Linked DNA regions of Homo sapiens: region 2 is linked to region 1. Evidence: read pairs that join two places in POLR2A ChIA-PET (ENCODE). Cell type or tissue: GM12878. All regions are shown on one strand. Each heading gives the region's core, and the rest is flanking DNA. Links, peaks and the distances in the headings are about the cores only.

Region 1 (6,223 bases), core at 1,224-6,223:
AAAGTGTTGGGATTACAGGTGTGAGCCACCATGTCCAGTAGTTTCCTCATCTTTTAATTGGAAGAAGGGCCTACTACTTTAAAAGATTGCCCACTCTAAAATTCTTTGGTTCTAGTAATAGCTAGTACCAGCCTTTTCTGCTTGTTATTAGCCACATTCTAAATATAAATCACCATTCTCAGGGCAGAAGTTATAGGTCTGTGTATTTTTTAAAATCCTTCAAATACATTTTCTCATGAGCCTTTATCTTCAGGAGTAAGTTTCAAATTCTAGATATTATCCACTCTTTCTATGGGAACCAGAGTTAACGGAGATGAGGGTACTTAGCTGAGGTTAGAAGCTCAGGCAGAAGAGAGCAAGATTGAAATCCAAGCTCATTGATTTGATAGCGCTTCTTTAATATTCATTTGTATTTCAATGTGCCTGAAAAGTTTGAGAGCAGAGACCTGCCTACTGTTGTAGCTCTCCATTTTAAAGAAGGAGAGTATTAAATTTATTCCATAATGTATCATTCCTGTTCCCTCTGAGAGGCATTGGCTTTAGGATTTATACCTATGTTGAAGTCCATGACCTTGTACAAATAAAACAATAGACAAGGAAACTGAAAAGTTAAGAGAAATGAAATTGGGATAGGAGTCCTTGGTTAACATGTAAGGATTAGGTGAGAATGTGTGTAAATCCATCATAATAGATAAGATGGTCAGTGGATGCTAATTCCCTCCCTGTTAAAAGACTAAACCATTTTTGGATGGCTGAGAAACTAGTTTCCGCATTTTAGCTGACAAAGTTATGTTGTTGAAAACAAGCAAAAATAGGACTGTGAACACCTACAAGAAGTGCTGGTATGTTTTTAGTGACTAAATTTCCACTATCCTAGGAAGACCAGTTCCTTGGATTTCCATATCTCAGAATCACTAAGACCAGCCCATTGCATGTTTTTCCAGATGTGATGACTGGTTGCACAGAGTCAGTACTCTACCTTTTTATGATGTCTTAAGGGCTGCTAACTTGAATTTGATTAATTAAAAAATTAATTTTTCTGTATTAACATGCATGTGTGCAAAGCTTTAAAAACCCTCAACTGCTCAATTTAACTTTTTCCTGAAAATGACTAAGAATTCAAATTTCTGAAAATCTTACGATCTAAGAACTTATTGCCATTGCCATAGTGACCACCACCAAGATGTCTCTAGATAAAAATAAGACTTCAGCACTTTTTGCTTTTGGATTTCACTAGCAATACTGAAGATTCTGAATGTGAAACTAGTATTGCTTATTCAGATATTCAATGTTCAATAACTATAGAAAAGTGCTGCATTCTTATCCAGTCTGTTCTTAGGAGTCGGTTGGTTTCAAATCAGTTTGAAAGGAATTTGCATGGGACAGATGGAAACTACAATATTAGCTAAATTTAAGCTAAGAAACTTTGTCATGATAATCCTGTGTGTGTTAAGGGACTGGTACAGTTCAATGGTGATGTGGTAGCATATTCGATTGCCACTTCATGTTAATTTAGGTAGAGAGTTAAATAGTCAAATAAATATTATACATAAAGGATCAATTGATTGGGTAATGGCTGAATTTTTATAGAAGATTTTTCTCTCTAAATTTCATACGTTGAAATTTGCCAAGTTAATTGAGATAACTAAAACTCTTTTTCCTCTAGATAAGATTGTAAGGAAAGCTGGCAATCTGACAAATGCTTATGTTTACGAAGTGGGCCCTGGGCCAGGGGGAATCACAAGATCTATTCTTAATGCCGACGTCGCTGAACTTCTGGTGGTTGAAAAGGACACTCGATTTATTCCTGGATTACAGGTGAGATGCTTAAAGTGTCTGCTTTAGGAGGCAAAAGCTGAATTTAAATCTTTATGCCATGATGCTTAAACCCCAAGGTATCCAAAGATTATGTAGGTTTTTCCTCAACTATAGATCCCCAAGGCCCCATTCCAGAGATTTTGATTCCATAGTCTGGAGAAATCTGGAAATCTCCATTTTTAACAAGCACTCTCAGAGGGTCTATTGACTACACCTTGAAAAAAACCTGCTTTAAGCATTTATGCTAAACAAATTAATTGTTTTGTGTGATTTTTTTTTTTAAGTCTGCTAATAGCTATGCATGTCGTGGCCCATTCCTTCAAAAATAAATAAAAATAAATAATGGCCAGTAATGACTCATTGGTATGACTTTTGAGAACTTCATTTAGGTTCAAAAAGCATTTCCACAAACAAAAGATGAGTAAGACATATGCACGTTTGTCATCATGAGAGACTAATTATGAAGCTTAAGCATTCTTTTATAAGGTAAATTTTTTAAGTGAAGGAAGGAAGTTGTACTTTTATAGATTTAGGATGAGGTTTAAATGAAATGATACATGCATCTTTAAAATACAGGCACTGTTATTGTATAAGAAATGAGAGTTGAAGGAACTGGGCATGTTTCAACTGGAGAAAAGAGGCCCTGGGTAAGAGTGTATATAGCAGCACATCCAAGGTTGGGGGTACATAGGATAAGCTTGTTTTGATCTTTTCTAAGAAAGAGCTAAAACAAATAGATGGAAATTGAGGGAGGCAGGATTGAGGATTTGAAATAAGGAGGAACTTACTTTTTTTAAAACGCTGGCAAACAGTGAAATAGATTGTATCAGGGATCTTGTAAAGGGATTTCCTCATAGGGGAACACTTAATGTCTTAAAGGCCTTTGATTCCTCCATAATTCTAAAATTTTAAAAGAGTCCTGAACCTTTGGCTCAGATGAGAAGCAATTTATCATGTGACTATAATAGAATAATGTAGTTATCTACGTTATTACTTCCATACAAAAGGACAAATTGATTTTAAACGAGTATATTCTCATACTAACTTGTATATATATTAATGGAAAAATGTTAATTTCTGTCAGAACGGTTTGAGAAGTTGTTTTTGAAAACCTAGAACTTTGTGTGCATGTATCTGATTTTTTTAAGAAACCTAGCAGTTTTTCCCTAATCTTGCTTTATCTAGTTTTTATGCTTTAAAAAATTACATAATATTTCCTTTTATCTAGTTTTACCAGTCTATACTAACAGAATTGGTTTCAGATACTAAACTTTATGTTGAGATAGTCACATGGCACATATTCCTTGATCAAATGTGGAATTTAATAGTGATTTTTGTTTTGAACTGTGTTCTTATTTTAAGAATTATATATAAGTTGGAGGTGGACGTGGGAATATTATTATTTTTGGTGAGATCATGAGATTATAAAAAGAAACTAAATAACTGTATAATCCCCTTCGGGCTTATTCGTGTAGCCCTTTTTGGACATAGGGAATACTCACCTGACTTTTTTGCTCTTAAAAAGACTTCTTGTCCCTCATATCTCACCATTCGTTGGGTTTATTCTTTCTTATTAGGCCAGGGGGTGAACCAGATTTCCATTCATTCCCACATATTCCCCTCTTTGATATGAACAAAAGATCTTTGAAGGCAGATTGTTGAAAAGAGCGACTGCCACCCTTCTCTTCTCAGTTTCCCCCAAACCCATAAGTCACTGCGTTCCTAATTCCAGCCTTGTTTTATCTCATTCGATTTATCATCATCTGACATACTGTATATATGTTCTTCCCATTTGTTTGTTAATTGACTCACCTGTCTGGAATGTAAGTACCATGAGGGTAGAAATGTGTGTCTGTTTTGTTCCCTGCTGTACCTCTATCTCACGTAACAGTGCCTAGCACATAGCAGGTGTTCAGTAAATGTCTCACATGAGAAACAAAAAAGTTGACCACTATTTCTGCATCTGTGTATATATATACACAAATGTATATGTATCTCTCATATTAATTAAATGTATCATTAAATAGTGAAAGTAAATATTTGTGTAGCATTGATAATGAAAAAGTTTTATGCTCTTTTTTCTAAATGTGAAGGCTGATTTCAAGTTAAATTACTCTAGAGGAAATGTATATTTGACTTCTCATTTGTTTTTAGTAGAAACAAAATTAATTCTTAGTATCTTATATGCAGGAAAGGAATTTGCCTTAAAAAGAAATGTTGGGTACTAAAATATCAAATAGGCCTTTTTTTCCCCAGTGAGGAATGTTTCAATATGTAAAACTACTTTGTTTTAGAGGTACTAAATTAATCATAAAACTGAGTAAAAGCAGAAAGAAGGTGATCTATTTTAAGGATACCATTTTAGTGATTTCTAAGCTAATAGAATTACTTTTTAAAGAAATTGTAATAATTTATAAAATACCTTCTAGCTGAAAGCCTGTCATTTGTAGCTTAATTCAATTCCTACAGTATTTTCATGAGGCAGTTTAGGGGAAAGAAAAACTGGTGCTAACATACAGGATTCATGCTCAGCATGTTATAAAGGTAAGAAAAACATGTCTAGTATGTTTAGTATAGTATAGTTTTGTGGTAAAGACGCAGACTTCAGCATCAGACTGCCTGGGTTTAACTTCAGATTCTACTACTAGTTGGGTGACTTTGGGTAGGTAATTTTGTCCTCTGTGCCTCAGTTTGCTCTTAGGACTCATATGAGGATTCAGTGTATGCCTGATACTTAGAAAGCACTGAATAATATCTTAGTTATAAGTAATCAGTTAAATTATTATCCCCATGCCTTGATTACCTCTGGTGATTAATGACTGATCAGGAGACTGCTGATCTGGAAAGAGGTATAGGAGGAAGTCGTGTTATTCCATTGGAGCACTAGAAAATTCTCCAGTGCTATGGAAACATTGGGGTGTTTTCCAACTCATCAAACTTGCATTGGACACCTAGGGTTTCTTTTCTTGATGTTGTCACATTCTGATTGTGCATTTCTAGGTTTTTAAGTTTTTCGTTGTTTCTTGTTACATTTTTATGACTGACTGGATTCTCTGTGCTGTGGAGAGGAGTGAGGAGATTTCCTGAATCTCAAGGAGCTTGAGGCCTTGATAGGTTTTTCCTCTTTCTGAACTGGAAATAACTTAGATTTCCTGACATCTCAGGGAATTTGAAGCTTTGATAGGTTCTTCTCCATTTGTGAACTGGAGATAAATTCGTAAATCACTCGTACCCTTTCAGAGAAGTAGTACAGATTTCCTCTCATTTTTTTTTTTTTTCTGTTTATTTTAGAGCAAACCTGTGCAACACACGGCCCACGGGCTGCCTGCGGCCCAACACAAATTCTTAAACTTTCTTAAAACATTATGAAATTTGTTTTGCATTTTTTTTAAGCTCATCTGCTATCGTTAGTGTATTTTATGTGTGGCCCAGGACAGTTCTTCTTCCAGTGTGGCCGAGGGAAGCCAAAAGATTGCAATTGCACAGCACTGTTTTAAAGGCTTCATATATTAAAAATAATAATAGCTAATATTTATGGAGAGTTTATCACAGTAAATACTTTGTGATATGGTTTGGCTCTGTGTCCTCACCCAAATCTCCTCTTGTAGCTCCCGTAATTCCCATGTGTTGTGGGAGGGACTCAGTGGGAGATGATTGAATCATGGGGGTGGGTCTTTCCTGTGCTGTTCTCATGATAGTGGATGGGTCTCACAAGATCTGATGGTTTTAAAAATGGGAGTTTACCTGCACAAGCTCTCTCTTTGCCTGTTGCCATCCACGTAGGATGTGACTTGCTCCTACTTGCCTTCCGTCATGATTGTGAGGCCTCCCCCAGCCATGTGGAACTGTGAGTCTAAACCTCTTTTGTAAATTGCCCAGTCTCGGGAATGTCTTTATGAGCAGCAGCATGAAAACGAGCTAATACACTTTGTTTTACAGCTTTGTTGAGATACAGTTGATGCTCAGTAAACTGCACATACTTAAAGTGTACAAATTACTGAGGATTTGTCTGTGTGTATATGTGTGTGTGTGTGTGTGTGTGTGTGTGTGTATGTGTTTGAGACATGGTCTCACTCTGTCACCCAGGCTGGAGTGCAGTGACACAAGCACAACTCAACAGCTCACTGCAGCCTTGACCTCCTGGGCTCAAGCAATCCTCCCACTTCAGCCTCTTGAGTAGGTGGAACTACAGGTGCACACCACCATGCCTGGCTGAGTTTTGTATTTTTTTGTAGAAATGGGATTTCACCATTTCTACATGGTGGTCTCAAACTCCCGGGCTTAAGCAATCTGCCCACCTCAGTCTCCCAAGATGCTGGGATTACAGGCAAGAGCCACCGCGTCCAGTTAACTGAGTTTTGACATATATGTGATTGCATGAAACCATTATCACAATCAAGAAAAT
Region 2 (8,330 bases), core at 2,068-7,067, 1.5 Mb before region 1:
GCAGAGCAGCGCCGAGCTTTCCCACCGCAAACAGGCATGAGCAGAGCAGTGCCGAGCTTTCCCACCGCGCAGGAACCCCAGCAGGACCGCTTACGTGAAATTTAACTTACACCCCTTGTCTAAGACAAGGTTATGAGCTAAACTGAATTTTTTTTTAAAAAGCTGTGAGATGTAGTTTTATTGGCAATTAGAAGAGAGGAATAGTTGGGGACATAAAGAGAAACTTCCCAGTACTGTACTTTACCCATAAGGCACAGTAATAATAAGGAAGAGAAGGAAGGGCGCAGAGGGTCTCGGGAGCCCTCCCACACCTGAGGAGGCCTGGGCAGCCTGGGGAGGGAGGGAAAGAAGGTGTCCGCTGAGTGCTTTCCACAACCTCCTAACACCACTGAATCTGGCTCCAAAATGACCGTGTGGCTACAAAGACAGAAATAATCAAGACTCTATGTCATGAAATAACCTCACTGAAGAACTGGAGGAGTTTTCTGCCTTACATCTGTTCTTTTAACTATGCATTACCGTCTTGATGATTTTTAGATATGCTAATTTTGGTGTTTGGTTGACAACTTTTAGCACCATAGTACTTCAATCTGGGTACATAATGAATATTATATTTTGTTGGTTTCTTACTCTAAAATTATCTCTCATCCGGCTGCCTGGATTTCCCCTTCTCTCCTACCTTCCGGCCTCCCTTCCCTTATTCTCTCTTCCCACTTCCTCGGACTCATGGATTTCTGGACTCGTAAACCCCAGCGAATCTGAGACACCGTCCAGTCTGTGCACCAACTCTCTTTCATCCAACACAAATGACCTAACAGCCACCGTGTGCTGCCTTACTCCTTCCCAGGCCCTGCAGCAGCCTCCGCCTCCTGAACCAGCCAAGCCAAGCAGGCTTTCCTCTAAATGGCTGCTGACTAGTTCACGGCCACCCTGGGTAACTATGCAATGACCCAGACGGTGGTAGGGAGCAACGACCCAGATAATGGTAGGGAGTTTCCCTGAAGAACAAATGTAAATTAATGTCTGGTGATGTGATCAGAAAATCCCAATGCCACCCTCCAGCCCTTGTAGCCCAAATTCTTGCCTCTTCTATGTCTGATAATGACTACAGAGCCAAAATACACTAAAAGCTCCTGAATTATAAGAATGTGGGCCAGGTGCAGAAGGGCTTCACGCCTGTAATCCCAGACTTTGGGAGACCAAGGTGAGTGGATCACTTGAGCTCAGGAATTCAAGACCAGCCTGGGCAACATGGCAAAACCCCCGTCTCTACAAAAAAATAACAAAAATTAGCCAGGTGTGGTGGTGCGTGCCTTAACTCCAGCTACTTGGGAGGCTGAGGTGGGAGTCACTTGAGCCCAGGAGAGAGAGGTTGCCATCAGTGAACCAAGATCGCACCACTGCACTCCAGCCTGGGTGATGATGTGAAATTGTCTCAAAAAAAAAAAAAAAAAAAAAAAAAAGAATGTGCCAGGCTCCATGGTTCATGTGAATGACTACGCCCAGACTCCCAGGCCTCCCAGGCCAAGGCAGGAGGATTGCTTGAGCCGCCCAGAATGTAAAGAGACCAGCCTGGGCAACACAGCAAGACCCCCATCTCTACAAAGAATTTAAAAATTAGCTGGGCATTGTAGCATGCGCCTGTGGTCCCAGCTACTCAGGAGGCTGCGGTGGGAGGATTGCTTGGGCCCAGGAATTCAAGGTTGCAGTGAGCTATGATCATGCCACAGCACTCTAGGCTGAGCGACAGAGCAAGACTCTGTCTCCAAAAAAAGAAAAGAAAAAAAAAAGAATGCAATTTTACATGTCTTAGCAATAACAAAAAAGAAGTCTTTTTTTTTAAATGTTACCACTTGCTCTTCAGTGGCCCTACTGACAGACAGAAAGGTGGGCTTCCAGGCCACTCCAGAGCCTGATGGCATCTGAGTTCCTGGGGGCAGGGGTTACTTCCCTAGGTGATTCTGAAGCACAACTGGGTTTGAAAACCACTAGTTTAGTGGAAAGAATGTAGGCTTTAGCACCAGAAAAACCAGGGTATTGAACAAATTTCTAAATTCTACCAGTTTCCTTGTCTATAAAATAGAGATAATGATGATGCTTTTGCAAGACTGTTGAAAGGATTGCAGATAATACGTGCAATGTGCCTTGGCACACATACTAGGAGTGCATTAATGGTAGTCATTATTACTATTACTATTGCTTTTTATTATAGCACTGTTATTTATGGCTCTTCTAAGTCTTTCTCTAAACCTCCATTTCTTTATTTGAGAGGCAAGAATGAGAAGCAGCATATCCATAAGAGTTTTGCCAGTCACTCCTGACTAGAACGACAGGCTGATTTCATGTTTCCCCAAGTATCAGTCCTATGCAGCCCACCCTTTTTGAAAAACCATGCAAGGCCGGGCCCAGTGGTTCAACACCTATAATCCTAGCTCTTCGGGAAGCTGAGGCAGGAGAACTGCTTGAGGCCAGGAGTCCAAGACCAGCCCGGGCAACACAGTGAGACCCCATCTCTGCAAAAATTTTGAAAAGTAGGCAGGCATGGTGGCATGTGCCTGTAGGCCCAGATACTCACGAGGCTGAGCTGGGAGGATTGCTTAAGCCCAGAAAGTCGAGCCATGACCTCACCGCTGCCCACTAGCCTGGGCAACAGAGTAAGACCCTGTCTCAAAGAAAAGGAAAAAAAATCCCACAATGCTCAGCTGCTGACTCACGGACACCCTGACATTTCTGCTGCCTCCTCTGCACCCAGCTGGCTGCTCTCCTTCACTGTGTGCACCAGGAGGACCACTCTCCACTTGGCCATCCTGACCTTAATGACACACCTGCCTTGCTTCTTCTCCAATCACAGAATTCCCTTTTGCCTTCTCAGGTGCCAGCCATGCCTCATGCCCCCACCCCGGTATTAATCTGATATTAGGGCTGTGCTGGCTGCTGCATCTTCCCAGGTAGGCATAAAGATGCTGTCATCACTGGATTAGCGCTCCTTATGCCTGCCATGCGAACTGCAGTCCACGAAAGCCCCCACATTCTACAAGACTGTGATAAGATACTTCCCCCAATTTTTTTTTCATTGTCCTCATTTAAAAAGAAACAAGTCATCCTCGGATAAAAGGATAATTCTGCTTCCCCCATAGTCTATCGTATCCATTAAGCACATTCCCTACACAGACATCCTAAGGACTAAACCTATTTTACACCCACGGAAAGAGCCAGGTATCTATGACAGCTCCCACAGCGCCTGTAACGGATGCTCTGACCCACGATATTTCATAAACCCTAATGTACACAGGAAAAGCTCAGCTTTGAAAGCTATACAAAAGCACTCATAAATTTCAGACTGCCCTAAGCACCCCTCCTTTTGCTAAGACACTAGCTGGAGTACCACTTCAGACCCATTATTCTTATAACGACAACCTTCCTTATGCATCTCGTCCTATCAGCCTACTCAAGCACCATGACTATTATTTATACTGAATTTTACACTAACTGCAAGTATGTTTATTAACAAGGCAAAGATAAATGTTCTTTAAAACTAGCTTTGTCTAATAAAAATCCAAAAATGTGCTATTAATTACTTTTATTCATCATTACACTATGATGAGTCTCACTATGTTGCCCAGGCTGGTCTTGGACTCCTGGCCTCAAGCACTTCTCCTACCTCAGCTTCCCAAAGAGCTAGGATTACAGGTGTTGAACCACTGGGTCCGGCCTTGCATGGTTTTTTAAAAAGGGGGGGCTGCATAGGACTGATACTTGGGGAAACATGAAATCAGCTTGTCATTCTAGTCAGGAGTGATTGGCAAAACTCTTATGGATATGCTGCTTCTCATTCTTGCCTCTCAAATAAAGAAATGTAGGTTTAGAGAAAGACTTAGAAGAGCCATAAATAACAGTGCTATAATAAAAATACTCAGCTATTACAAAGCTAATAACTCTCATATGAGTAAAGTTCTAAGTATCAATTCATTTCAAAATTCCAGATACAGGTCATACATTCATCTCTCCTTTTTTTTAAAGATTTCTGCTTTTGAAAGACTCATCTAAATTGTCCACTATGTCAAAAGTATTTAATTCCTAGCATTAGGAAATAAACAAAAATTCAAAGATTTCAAAAATATAGTTTGGAAAGGAAGAGAAAGAGGAGAGTCAAAACGAATTAGCAATGCCCATAATAACAATGTCCTTTTTTAAAAGGACACGGTTCCAGAATTCCTACATTTATCTCTCTATCTCCATCTGTCAGTTGCTCTTCGGATCCTGCACATCAGCACATTGTGAACAGACGGTGGGTATTTTCACCCTGGACCAGGTAGAAAGCTTGCCTGCCTGTACACGCTGACTGCCTCCCTGTGTTATCTGTCCGTGTTCCGTTTGAATCCAATTTCCTTGCATTACCTCTGCCCAGGTCAGGGATGAATGGCCGTCAAATTCCCAGTGGAATAAAAAGAAAAACCCTTTTCTTCCTGAGGCAGCAAGTTTCAATTCACAGAGCACATGGCTAATCTACATATGTGAAGGTCACGGCACTTCAGTCAAAGAGGTTAAGAATGGAACAGCTCACGTAAGGGGTTGTCTTAAACATCTTGGCATGATGCCCAACAAGTGAGACTGTTGAAAAGCAATAGATAGCTCTGGCAGCAGCAAGGGGAAAAATATTTTGATCATGTGATGCCATACACATTACCTCGTTTATTTCATGTGTGAAAGTTTGAGAGTCCCTGAAAAATACCACATATGCAAATCAAATCCAGATTTCAGCTTTACCAGTTTAGCCATGCTAGTACACCTTCCTCTTCATAAAATACATTTATATGGAATTTGTGGATGCACCAAGAATAAAACTTCAACATATTGACAGCCAGCTGGCTCAAATATCTTAACAGCTGATTACAACTTCTTTGCATTAGTTTTTCCATGAAGCATGAAACTACTTAGACTGGGAAAGGGTATTTAGACTAAAAAAGCATATTCTTTTAAGTTATCCAAATATAACTGTCTTAAATAAAATTCATCTTCTCCATCTTTCTCTATTCTTCTCTTTCTCACTAATAATATAGCAATATGGAAAATTACAGAAACTTAATGCATAATAAAAGATAAAACACAAAACTGCTTACCTTTCAATTTCCCTCTTCAGTAATTAATTGTAGAATAAAACACTGGTGCTTCTAAGTGCTTGTGTCTCCGACCAATATCAGAGTGGAGGAGGAAGGACAGAGTCTTGCCATATACAATAGACATGGGTGAAAGAGGAAAAGTCAGGATTGCAGAGGGCATGTCTCTGCCTCCTGTATGCATGGCGCCTTCCTGAAATGCGTTCTGCATCAGCCAATTCAGGTTAAAGGCAGTTGGCACTAAGATGGGGGGAAAGGGATGATTTCCACACCCAGCAAAGTCATAAAAAGTATGACTGTAATTTTTAAAATTTTCCAACAGTCAACAATAATAAATACTTGTTTAATACATGAAGAAAATAAAGTAGAAGCAAAAGATCCATTTTACCAATTTGGAAATTGTCTGCCAGACACCCATTTCCTTCAACTCAAAATTCAGATTGCTTATGAGGCCAGAGTTATTGTCTGTATTTCTAATTAAATGGAATACTAAGTAAAATTTAAACACCCCACAAACTATCTTAATTAATTTAATCACCACTGTTTACTCAGTAATCTAAGGACATCACTCTATGCTCAACAATTAATACAATGTTTAACAATTTACAAATATTTTCTGGATATCTACTTCTGTGGTACAGTGCCCCTACACCAACGTCACTAAATGTTTACTGATGGTAGGAAAATTAAATTCTTCAATTATAAATCTTCTGAATTTATTTCCTCACCAGTTAAAAATATGACTGCTTAAAAAACAGGCAAACTACAGTAAACATTTTAGAATTGCTCAATAACTTACTTTTCCTAACACTGGACAAGGTAAAAACATATCAGGAAATTTGAAAACTGCCATGGTATGGATTAGAACTAAGCTTCAAATATAAACCTATTTGCTCTGAAAGACCGATAGGCTGCTAAGTAACTTGTTAAATTAACTAATAGAGAATTGCCTCTAACTCATTTTAATTCCTTATTCATGAGAAAATACAATCCTTTGTTACTCTATTAAAAGGTCCTTTTCATTGCCAAGCAGCATACACGTTTCTTATAAAGTTTAGTCCTCATGAAAATTCCATGAGTTAAGTATCCTTTCCCATTCTTTGACAAATGAGGAAACCACACAGCACAGAGAAGCGAAGTGACTTGCCTGAGGTCACACAGCTAGTAAATGCATAATCTTCCAGTGCTCTCTAACCTGCCAGCTTTTGGCTCTAGCCCTTGCCCCAAGCCCCATGCCTCTTTACCTTCACTGTTTGTTTCTCATTAACCAAGTCTTAGCTCATCAGACCTCCTTTGCTGTAGGAGCCTTCCTGCCTCAACTCCACCCCAACCTAATCTATATAAAGTGACCCTCTAACATCAAAACTTCTTTCACAAAATCCTTTACACCTTACTGTGTAGCATGTTTACTTGTCCTTAATTCCTGCATTGTCCATTTGTGGAGGTCACCAAAGAATCCCATCACCCAGCATGATGCCTGGCACACAGTGAGCTCTTCACAAACATGTGCCTTCTGCCCACATTATTGCTGTGATGACACGAATCTATAGTTCCAAAGCCCTGACGCACACAGTTCAATACAGTGAAGTAAATGAACTGAGTATTAAATCCTTCATGTTACTGATGTGAAGGCTTTTCTTTAGCAGAAAAATCACCATATGAATGACACCCAATACAAAATCCAAATTAGGATCACTTTCTCATCAACGTCACAGCACCAAAGAACAATCTCCAAGTACACTGACCTTCCACATAGAATAGCAAATACTGACCAAACGGATTTCCTTGCAACTGATATTGGAAATGAATAATACATTCGTTAGGAAAGTTTCAGCTTGGATACATCATTTACTCCATAAATACTTCTTAGATGGTGCACTTTGAGGAATATAGTCTTTTTGCATAAGAACTACAGAAGAAAACTGTAGCCATTCACTTTAATTTCCACTTTGTAAAACACCAGGAGTCTATGATAATACACCTGGGAAAATTAAGGATCATATGTCATCTTTACTCTGTGTATCTTAAGCACCAAGTGGTGCTCAGTAAGTATTTGTTCATAATAGAATTACATTTTGTCCCTGATAGTTTTATAAATCTCAGCATTTAAAAAAAATTGCTCTTTATATATTTGAGGGAGGACCCCGGTACTCTTAGATTTGACATTCCTGTTTTGACTATTTAAGAGCAGCCCTAACCCTCCATGCATAGTAAATTATAATTTTGCTAAGGATCAAGTCTAAATCATATATTCAGTGAAGATGAAGCAAACACAGAAGCAAGTTACTTAGCTAATGAGAGACCAAAGTCTAGCACCCAAAATCTCCAAGAAGCCTACTTTTAAATTTTTGCAACTTCGTTCCTTTGCAAAAAGTAATTCTCCTAAAAAGCCAGTCATTTTTTGCAGATCATCAAAGTGGGAAGGTTTAGGAAGTATAACAGAGGAATGATTGTTGGCCAGAGAAGAGACCACTAATTAATATTAGGGATGGGATATTGAATGGGGTAGCAGCTTGGGGCCAATGGCATCAGCCGTAGGCTCTGTGGGTAAACCAAAACCAATTTATACAACTGCTGAGCAAGAGTCCCAATCAGTACAAAACCACATTCTGTAAGGGAAACTACAGTGGAATGCAAAAATCTATGTATTTGCACAGGTCTCAGTTTATATTCACAGAATATGTCTGGGATCTAGTGTGGTTTAATAAGCTGTTCAGCGGTGCATAGCTGATTAGGCACTATTTGTTTAAAAATTCAAAGCAGCACAGATTTTTGGAGCTGGGAGGGGCTGAGCATCACCTAATTGATGCCAGCAAGGGCTTGTCCTGAGTCAGCCACACCCCGAAGTACAGCAGGACCAGGCAGAGAATGAGAAAACAAGCCCCACATGGGAAGGCAGGTAGGCAGAGAAGAGAGGGGCCACATACAGATGCCACAGATAGACATCCATGACCTCAGTGAAGGTTTTCAACAACCCTGCCCAGCAGCCAACATTCCAGGTAAGGAAACTGACCCCCTGCTGGAGTGCAGAGAAAATGGGTGCTGAGGCCTCCAAATGAGCTAAGGTCTGACCAGCTCCAAGCCCATGATCTTACCATTGTGTCAGGATGCCTCATCATAGAAGCTTATTCGCTCACAAATCCTCAGAATCACCAAAATAAACTAATACACAGCAAACATGCCAGTCCCCTCGGAATTATGTCTGCTTCTTCA

Evidence for each region. ChIA-PET counts read pairs that join two places held together with the same protein. Peaks named below come from ENCODE experiments on the same cell type or tissue, not always from the same donor. Only the 100,000 strongest peaks of a DNase experiment are listed, where the experiment ranks them.
Region 2: POLR2A ChIA-PET joins it to region 1 with 10 read pairs; 3 of 35 experiments call an interaction of 5 or more read pairs at or near these places.

Annotation. Positions count from the first base shown.
Region 1 is chr6:155,306,783-155,313,005 of GRCh38, reverse strand. It overlaps TFB1M (transcription factor B1, mitochondrial), which reads left to right. Exons shown (of 7, transcript NM_016020.4): 2 at 1,667-1,818. Among named protein-coding and RNA genes, the nearest start is that of TFB1M, 4.6 kb to the left of the region's middle. In GM12878, for the core only: no CTCF peak of the experiment used is centred there; no DNase peak of the experiment used is centred there.
Region 2 is chr6:156,787,704-156,796,033 of GRCh38, reverse strand. The region is part of intron 1 of ARID1B (AT-rich interaction domain 1B); the gene reads right to left. Among named protein-coding and RNA genes, the nearest start is that of MIR4466, 12 kb to the right of the region's middle. In GM12878, for the core only: no CTCF peak of the experiment used is centred there; a DNase peak (open chromatin) is centred at 4,603; H3K4me3 peaks cover 1,444 bases; H3K27ac peaks cover 536 bases.